Linked DNA regions of Homo sapiens: region 1 is linked to region 2. A link is a loop called in an ENCODE intact Hi-C map of the cell type or tissue named here. Cell type or tissue: B cell. All regions are shown on one strand. Region 1 has its middle 55 kb from the start of EHHADH. Region 2 overlaps EHHADH-AS1 (EHHADH antisense RNA 1).

Region 1 (5,000 bases), 130 kb before region 2:
ACCACTTGTTGAGTGCTTTAGAGACATATGATTTAGAGAAACACAAAATAGCTTAATTCAAAGTGACTTCTGACTCAACTTCTGCAAAGTTGTCTTAAGTTCCACCATAGAGCCTGGATGTGTTCTGGAATGTGAGTACGACCTTTGCTTATCACTGTGAATATTGAAAGCAGAAAACAGCAAGAACAGAGAAGCACTAAGGAATACAGAATTGAACAAAGAAAAATGGCAATGATAGCATAGTGGCAGGTATTGACTCCTCTGCCTATCACAGGAATAAATGGATAGTTGAAGAGTTATATCAAGTTATTTTCATTTCTTTCTCATATATCTTTTTTTCCCTTTCCATATCACTCTTTTTTTCTCTTTGTGCTTCAGTTTGAATAACTTCTATGGATCTGCCTTCAAATTTATTTATTCATTCCTCACCTCTTTCCAGTCTGTTGAAATGCCTGTCAAAAGAGTTCTTCATCCCAGATATCATGTTTTTTTATTTTAGTGTGTCCATATGACTCTTTTTAGAGTTTACATTTCTCTGCTGAAATTCCCCAACTGTTCATGCATGAGGCCTACTTTTTCTACTTGTTCCTGTAATATATCAATCATAATTAAAGTCCTCATCTGGTATTTCCAACATCTGAGTCATCTCTGGGTCTGGGTCTGTTGATTGCTTTATCTCTTGAAAATGGTTGTGTTTTTTTTCATATATTTCATAATTTTTTATAGAATTCCAAATATTGTCCATAGAATAACAGTATAAACTGAAGGAAAGAATAGTTATTCCTGGAAATGGAGATGCCTATTCTGTCAGGCAACCAGGTGAACAAATTCCAAAGAGAGAGAATCTAGTCAGTGGTTGAGATGTTGTTTCCCTGTTGCTGTAGTTACCTTCTGTGCACCTTCCTCTAGCAGTGGGCAGCTACTATCTTGTGCTTCATGTGGAGTCTACAGTGTTCAAGGGATTTTACTCAGTGTTCCTGCTCCAATCTCAGCTTTCAGCAGTCACTGCATATCTGTGCCATAGAGGGGGTTCTCTCTCTCCATCCTTGTCCCTCCCTCAGCAGTAGGCTACAGCTGTTTTTAACTCCAGTCTATTAACAGAACTCATTGTTCTCCTGATATCTCAGTGTTAGCTAGGCCCTGTGCACCTAGGCCTCGGGTATGCGGCTTTCTGTGCCCCTACCCCAACCTCTTGGCAATGAAATTTTGCCTTATATCTGTGGAGGAACACTGTAAAAACAAAACAAAACAAAAACCCTCCAGTATCCCACGGATCACACTAAATACAAAATAGTAGCAGCTACTGCTGGAGAATGTTCTGTGCCTTCCCTAAGGGCAGGCAGCTTTTGCTTCTACCCTGCCCCCATAATCAGTGAATCTTTGCCTGGACTGAGGACAAAAGGGTTTCCTTTCATTTAAAGTTTTTGCTCCATATGAGAGAATAGCTGATAATTTAGGCAGGGTATGTAATTATGTATCGCTAAAGAGTGGCTCTCTTCAGTCTGCTGACTTGCCCCAATCTTTTTGTTTCTTTTTTCTTTCTTTTTTTTTTTTTTTTTTGTGAGACAAGGTCTCGCTTTGTCACCAGGCTGGAGTGCAGTGGTGTGATCTCTGCTCACTGCAGCCTTGACCTCTTGGGCTCAAGCGACCCTCGCACCTCCCAGCCTCTGGAGTAGCTGGGACTACAGGCATGTGGCACCACACCCAGCTAATTTATTTTTTCTTTTTGTAGAGGCAGGGTTTCACCATGTTGCCCAGGCTGGTCTTAAACTCCTGGGCTGAAGCAATCCACCCACCACCTTGTGGCCTCCCAAAGTGCTGGGATCACAGAGTGAGCATCCAGCCTCAATCTTTTTATGAGCAGTGGTGGAAGTTATTGTAGGTTCAGTTATGTACCCCTAAAAGATAAGTTAAAGCCCTAACCCCTGGCACCTGTGAATGTGACCTTATTTGGAAATAGGCTCTTTGCAGATATAATCAAGTTAAGATGAGATCACACTGGAATAGTGTGCGGCCCTAATCCAACATGACTGGCATCCTTATAAGAAGAGAAAACACGGTGGAATAGGAATCCCCAGACCTCATTCCCCCACAGAGATACTGACTTAACAACAACATATGGCCCAAAAAGACTTTATGAGAACTCCAGAAACCAGTTAAAAAGTCACAGTATCCCAGGCAAGCTCAAAGCCAAGAACAGCCACATTGAAACAGGCAAGAAAAGCTAATGCATTTCACCCATAATAGGCCTTCCCCAAGCCAGTCCAGCCCTACATAATTGCAAGTAAATGCCAAACTTGCATCTTCTCATCAGAAGGGAAAGAAAAGGATAGAATGTGCATCCAAAGTTCTAGCTTTTTAGGGAAGTGCCCAAGGGAATGGTTACTGTCCAGCTTGATGTGGAACACTGACAGAACCAGAATACTTTGGATGCTTGGGGTCCACTGAGAACAGCGGAGAGTTCAGCAGCTAACTGCAGCACCTGAGAACCTGCAGCACAGCCGACAGAAGACAACAGAACTCAGTGTTATTGGGAGAAAATGCCCAACTCATGGCCTTTCTCTCATGAAGAAAAGAGAAGAGTAGAAAGTATATCCAACCTTTCAGCTTTTCTGGGGACTGCCTAAGAGATGGCTTTCTGTCTTACCTGACTTGGAATGCTGACAGAACTGGCAACTTTTGCATGCCTGGGAACTGCTGAGAACAAAAGAGACCTAGGCAGCTTGTAGGAACACCAGAAAACCAGCAGTACCATGGAAAGACACCAGAGGGAGCAAGTGCCTAAAAAAGAAACCAGCAAACTTCTGTAATTGGGAAATTACAGGCACAGTTCAGAGGAGATACAACCCCATTAAAGGTTTGAGAGGCCCTAAGACTCTATAGCTGGGCTAAAGAGAGTCTTAACATCTCTTCCTCCCTGTATGAAGCCAGTCCAGAAGACTGGGAGCGTGGCTGTTTTTTAAAAATGTGCAAATCCCAGCAAAAAATAATCAAGAATACAAAGAAATAAGGGCCCGACCAAGGGAACAAAGTAAGTCTCAAAAAAAAAAAAAAAAAAAAAAAGACCCCAAAGAAATGAAAGTCTATGAATCACCAGACAAAGAACTCAAAATAGTTGTCTTAAAGAAACTCAATGCACTACAAGAGGACAGATAGACAAATAAAGGAAGTCAGGAAAATGATACATGAACAAAATGAAAATACCAACAAAGAGATAAAAACTATTTTAAAGGCTGGGTGTGGTGGCTCATGCCTGTAATCCCAGCACTTTGGGAGGCCGAGGCGGGCAGATCACAAGGTCAGGAGTTCAAGACCAGCCTGGCCAACATGGTGAAACCCCATCTCTACTAAAAATACAAAAATTAGCTGGGTGTGGTGGCATGCGCCTGTAATCCCAGCTACTTGGGCAGCAGAGGCAGGAGAATTGCTTTAACCTGGGAGGCGGAGGTTGCAGGGAGCCGAGATCACACCATTGCACTACAGCTCTGGGCGACAGAGTAAGACTGCATCTCGGGGTGGCGGGGGAGGGGGTGGTGCACCAAATGGAAATTATAGAGCTGAAGAATATAAAACTGAATTAAAAATTACACTAAGCAGATTCAACAGCAAACTTGATCAAACAGAAGACAAAATCAGCAAACCCATTAAGAATTATCCAGCTCCTGCTTGATAATTCAACAAAAAGTAAAAAGAATGAAGAAAAGTGAAGAATGCCTAAGGGACTTATGGAACACCATCTAGTTGACCAATATATGCATTAACTGGATTATCAAAAGAAGGAGAGAGAGAGAGAAAAGGACAGAGAGGTTACTTGAAAAAATAATGGCTGAAAATGTCCCAAACATGAAGAAAGAAATGGAAATCTAAATTGAACAAGCTGAAAGGACTCCAACTAGGATGAATCCAAAGAGGCCCACAGAGACACATTGTAACCGAACTATCAAAAGCCAGACACAAAGAATCTTGAAAGCAGCAAGAGAAAAGTGACTTGTCACATACAAGAGAACTCGCATGAGATTATTATTGGATTTCTCAGGAGAAACACTGCAGACGAGAGAGTGGTATGATACATTCAAACTGCTAAAAGAAAAAACTGCCAATCAGAAATACTGTAGCCAGCAAAACTGTCCTTCAAAACTGAAGGAGTTTAAATAAGACCTCAAACTGTAATAATCCTAGAAGAAAACCTAGGAAACACTATCCTGGACATTAGCCTTGGTAAAGCATGTATTATTAAGTCCTCAAAACCAATTGCAACAAAAACAAAAATTGACAAGTGGAACCTAATTAAACTAAAGAGCTTCTGTACAGCAAATGAAACTATCAACAGAGTAAAAAGACAACCTACAGAATGGGAGAAAATATTCACAAACTATTCAACCACCAAAAGGTCTAATATCCAGAATCTATAAGGAACTTAAAGAATTCAACAAGCAAAAGTCAAATAACCCCATTAAAAGTGTGCAAAGGAACTTTGAACAGACACTTCTCAAAACAAGACATACATGCAGCCCAACAAACATGAAAAAAGCTTACCATCACTAATCATCAGAGAAATGCAAATCAAAACCACAATGAGATACCATCTCACACCAGTCAGAATGACTATTACAAAAAAGTCAAAAGACAACAGATGCTAATAAGGCTGTGGAGAAAAGAGAATACTTATGCACTGTTGGTGGGAATGTTGATTAGTTCAGCCACTGTGGAAAGCAGTTTGGAGATTTCTCAAAGAACTTAAAACAGAACTACCATTCAACCTAGCAATTCCATTTCTGGGTATACATCCAAAAGAAAATAAATTGTTATACCAAAAAGACACATGCACTCATGTACATCACAGCACTATTCACAATATCAAAGACATGAAATCAACCTAGGTGCCCATCAATGGTGGATTGGATAAAGAAAATTTGATATATGTATACCATGAAATGCTATGCAGTCATAAAAAAAGGATGAAATCATGTTCTTTGCAGCAACATGAATGCAGCTTGAGG
Region 2 (5,000 bases):
CTCCTGCTCAGTTTCCATTACTGGTTGTCTATCTCCCCCACCTCTAAATAGTGGAGAGCCCAGGGCCCAGGCCTTGAATCTCTTTTTTTCATGCTCCATACCTGCTGTCTCAGTGATCTCATTTAGTTTCGTGGTTTTCAATATCATCTGTACACAGAGAACTCCTAAATTCGTACCTTCAGCCTAGACCTCTCCCTTGTTTGTCTATTTGACATTTATGTTAGGATGTCTAGTGGATATCTAAGACTTAACATGTTCAAATTGAGCTCCTGATATTCTCCATCCCCCTTCCAGTCCTCCCCCAAAACAGACTTCTGTAAATCTGCCCCATTCTCCGTAAGTGATAGCTCCATTCTGCCATTTGCTCAGGACATACACCTTAGTGTCATCCTCAGCTCTTCTCTTTATCTCACTCTCCGCATCTAATCCATCAGTAAATCTCGGTGGCTCTACCAGCAAATATATTCAGAATACAACTATTTATCACTGCCTTCTCTGCTATCACTGGGTCCAACCTATTATTGCCTCTCCTCTGAGGCAATGGTGTCTTAACTGGACTCCCTGCTTCAGCCCTTGTTTTACTACAACCATATCAACACAACAGCCAGAATAGCTCTTGTATTCAAAATAGTCCGTGGTTTTCTATCTTATTTAGAGTAAAAACCAGCCTTTACAATGCTACAAGACCCTACATGATCTAACCCCATTAGCTCCCTGACCTCACCTTCTGAATGTTTTGCTCATTCTCTGTCCAAGCCAACGTGGCTTCCTTGGTATTTTCTGAACATGCCAAGCAAACTCCCACCCCAGGGCCTTTGCACCTCCTATTCTGTCTACCTGAAACTCACTTCCCTCAGCTATTGCACAGATTTCTGCCTCACTTCTTTCCTTCTGCTTTGAAGTCACCTTGTTAGAAGGGCTTTCTCTGATGATTCCGTATCAACAGCAACCATTCCCTTCCCCAATATTCCCTGTCTCCTTGATCTTGCATTTTCTTCATAGCACAGTTACTGTCTGACAATACTTTCTATGCTTCCCCCTCTAAAATATCAACTCCTTACAAGCAGTCATTTTTGGTGTTTTGTTTGTTGTTGTGTCTGGAACCTAGACCAGTGCCTGGACATCGGAGATGCTCAATATATTTGTTGAAGAAATAAAAATCTTAGTTTATACCTTGTCTTAGACTAGCCATTCTAAAAGATCCCACCTTGTGTTCTGCATGCTGGAGATTAGCCCAGGCTATGTTAGAACACTGAAGGAAGGCCGTAGAAAGATTGCTCATCCATCATCTGCCTCAAAACTACCTGGCACAGCTTAACGTAAGAAATGTAAAAGCCAAATTTCCATTGGTAACCTAACTTTCGCCTTGTCTACCCACCCCTAATTATAGAACAAATGATCCAAAAAAAGTTTGATGATTTGTGACTTACATTAAAAAAAAATCTCATAGTCCCAGCTACTCAGGAGGCTGAGGCAGGAGAATTGCTTGAACCCAGGAGGTGGAGGTTGCCATGAGCCAAGATCATGCCTCTGCACTCCAGCCTGGATTCTGCCTCAAAAAAAAAAATTTAAAGGAATTAAAAATCAAATTACATTTCATTGTACAATTTACAAATCCACTTTTTCGAGACAATAATATTACATAACAAAGAATATAAAACTCAAGAATATTTGTTATTAGAATGTATGAGTATTTGAAATATGAACTGTTACAGAAAACGTCTTGGCCATACCACTAAATTGTCAGTTACCCAACTGGCCCTCGGAAACATCTCATAATGTAGACTCTACGTTGGAAAATAAAACAAACTTAATGAAGCGCAATTGATAATCACTTCCAAGAACTCAAAGTATGGAGTGTGGGTTTCGTCTTGCTGTGTTTTGTTTTGTGTTTTTGCTGCACTGCCCACCAGATGGTGCTGTTGAGAAGTTTTCTTAAAAATTCTGAGTTCGGGGTCAACTATTAACTAAGTAATAGAATATAATTTCTATGTTCAATAGCGGTTCTCTAATATTGTTTTTATTACTTTAGACAAAATGTTCTGTAGGCTCCTGGAACTTGTGCATGGGTGGGATGCGGGTCAGTTTCATAAATAATAGGCAATGTGAGTCGGTGGAAATTGGAGATAGAATTTCAGCTGCAGCAGCATTTGAAATTAGTAGATTTTCATGATCATTATGTACTTGGCTTCCCAGAGTTAAAATATTATGTAAGATGTACACAATTTTTTGTAGCTCTTGTTCAGCCTACAAGAGTGAGCATAATAATACCATTTCAATTTTTAAAATCCAATTGCTTATTCTTACATGGTTCCTGAAAAGCTAGCTTTATTAATTCTTTAAAATATGGGCAAGAATTTTAAAAATAATAATTTAACAGTTGGATTTGTGGCTCTTTCTACACAGATATTTTGTCTATTAGTAAATTCAGGGATTTTTTTGAGTGTATGCTATATACTGTATATCACTGTAATCATAGTACGAGCCATTCATACAGTATAGCAATTAGTCTACCTGGCCATTTCCTAAGAGCCACTAATTTTAATGAGAAAATCAGTGAATATAGGTAGTCAGATTTTACCTGATTTGCTACCGTTTTAGAGCTTTCATGGAAATTTGAGAGTCAGTGACCTCTTTTATTTTATCCTTTGTGCAAATGGAACCTTGCCGTGAAATAGGCATTACACTTGCTTTTTCAGATTAAATTCCAGCTTCTTTACCTTTTACATGTTGACTCTATTTTCCATCTTTTAATCATTATTGTCACCAGAATTGGGACGAGAAAAGGAAGGCGCCATTTACATAATCACTTGGCTAATCATGTACATTTATTTACATAAGTTATAAATCTATCTGAGAGAATGAGAAGCAGACCCGGGGGGAGTGAAGAGCCTGGGGTGGGGGTTGGGACTTCCCAAAGGTCCTTCAGGGAGAGGGAATCTGAGATGTTAGCTTTCCGGAAGTCAGAAGAGCGTGGACAGCAGACATCTGGGCTTGAGGGCGCTGGGGCCTGCCTGCGGGGAAACACAGGCCACGAGATTGTCTCTGGGGAGAGCGAGAGAAGAAAGCGAAGCAGGCGGCCTAAGCAACACTCAATGTACTGCTTTCTCCTTTTCTCTCCAGCTGATGTTCCCACTTCCCAGGGCCTCCGCCGGGACGTGGGGATGCAGAGGATCAGCAGCTGTTCTGCTGGGCTGCTGGCAAGGGAGTGGCTCTAGCACAGACACCCCTTTCTTCTTCCTCGGAGGGAGCAGGAAGTTGCTGAGTGAAGCGTTGTTTCTCAACCTCTCCACCCCCCAGTTATCAGAGGCAAGGCTCTGTGTGGCCGTCTGTCTCCTGTTCCTGGGCAGGGCTGGGCCAGAGGACAACACCAAGATAAATAACCCCAGCATACTAGGGCCCTCTTTTACTGCTTGTGGACTTAGGCAACCTGGCAGTGCTAGCCAGATTCCAAGGCTAGAGGCTGGCTTAAGCGAAAGGGGCAATTTGGGGAGTGGTCTTGCTCTGATGCCCCAGAGCTGTTTGTTTTTGTGCCTCTAGTTAGTAGAATATTTGGAGCCATAATTGCCAAATGTGTAAAACCACACCGTTTTTGGGTTAAAGAGAGACAGACGAGAGAAAGAGACAGACACAAAATGCATCTTTAATATACCTTAAAATATGTGTATATGCATAATAATAATTGTCCTTTTTTCTTTTGTTTTCCTAAAATCAGAACAGGACAGCACACTCTCTCTGTCCACCCATCAAGTTCATCATCTGTGGATCACTGTATTTATCATTGAAAAAACATACACCACCCCTAATATTGCAGAGCAGCATTCTAAATATTCTGCTTGTATTAACTCATTTAATTCTCACAATACCCCTATGCAGTAGGCATTCCAGTATTATTATCACCGTTTTACAGATGAGGAAACTGAAGCACAGAAAGATTACTTTTCCAAGGACACACAGAGATAAACCCAAGTTTTTTGTTTGTTTATTTGTTTTTTGTTTTGTTTTTGATTTTGTTTTTGTTTTGAGACGGAGTCTTGCTCTGTTGCCAGGCTGGAGTGCAGTGGCGCAATCTCGGCTCACTGCAACCTCCGCCTCCTGGGTTAAAGTGATTCTCCTGCCTCAGCCTCCTGAGCAGCTGGGACTATAGGTGTGCGCCACCATGCCCAGCTAATTTTTGTATTTTTAGAGATGGGGGTTTCACCGTGTTGGCCAGGGTGGTCTCGATCTCTTGACCTCGTGATCTGCCTGCCTCGGCCTCCCAAAGTGCTGGGATTACAGGCATGCACCACTGTGCCCAGCTGTTTTTTTGTTTTTTGGTTTTTTTTTTACTGTAAGTTGTGGGATACATGTGCTGAACATGCAGGTTTGTTACATAGGTATACATGTGCCATGGTGGTTTGCTGCACCTATCAACCCGTCTCTGGGTGATAAACCCAAGATTTTAACGTGGGCAATCTGGCTCTAGAGTCTATGCTACTAATTATTATGCTATGCAATTTGTACTTATTTATAAATCACACACATATGCTACTGTAATAACATTAGTATATACCTCATGAAACACAAACATATACGGACATTTTAAAAGGCAATGTTAAAAATAAATATAAATATAATTTCTGATATTTTCTTCCTTGACTCCAATAGATTGTCTTGTAATCCCCCATTTTAGAGACCACTGTTTGAGAATTTGGAGCCCTGTGGAAAGAGCCTGACCACGACAGGCTCAGGGAACATGAGCTGTACCACTTCACCATTAATACAGTGAGCTTCCGATACTTTCCAGCACCATGCTTCCTTTTTAACACAACCAAGTTTTGCAGATGCTCATATAAGAGTTGTACCTTTAGGCCGGGTGTGGTGGCTCACGCCTGAAATCCCAGCACTTTGGGAGGCCGAGGCAGGCAGATCACCTGAGGTCATGAGTTTTAGAGCAGCCTGGCCAACATGGTGAAACCCCGTCTCTACTAAAAATACAAGAATTAGCTCCAGATGGTGGT

The links. Hi-C counts contacts between places; a loop is a spot of excess contacts. Peaks named below come from ENCODE experiments on the same cell type or tissue, not always from the same donor. Only the 100,000 strongest peaks of a DNase experiment are listed, where the experiment ranks them.
Region 1: a loop joins it to region 2, with 2.8 times the contacts of the local background. A loop is called at or near these places in 3 of 110 quality-filtered maps.

What each region holds. Positions count from the first base shown.
Region 1 is chr3:185,306,073-185,311,072 of GRCh38, reverse strand. It overlaps a transcript of MAP3K13 not described here. Among named protein-coding and RNA genes, the nearest start is that of EHHADH, 55 kb to the right of the region's middle. In B cell, CTCF peaks have their summits at 2,571 and 2,771 (motif pointing right); a DNase peak (open chromatin) is centred at 2,762.
Region 2 is chr3:185,173,869-185,178,868 of GRCh38, reverse strand. EHHADH-AS1 (EHHADH antisense RNA 1) reads right to left here. Exons shown (of 7, transcript NR_038990.1): 2 at 1,431-1,549. Among named protein-coding and RNA genes, the nearest start is that of EHHADH-AS1, 13 kb to the right of the region's middle. RefSeq lists enhancers at 2,610-3,134, 3,094-3,388, 3,135-3,659. In B cell, CTCF peaks have their summits at 1,688 and 1,888 (motif pointing right); DNase peaks (open chromatin) are centred at 1,918 and 3,018; H3K4me3 peaks cover 747 bases; H3K27me3 peaks cover 747 bases.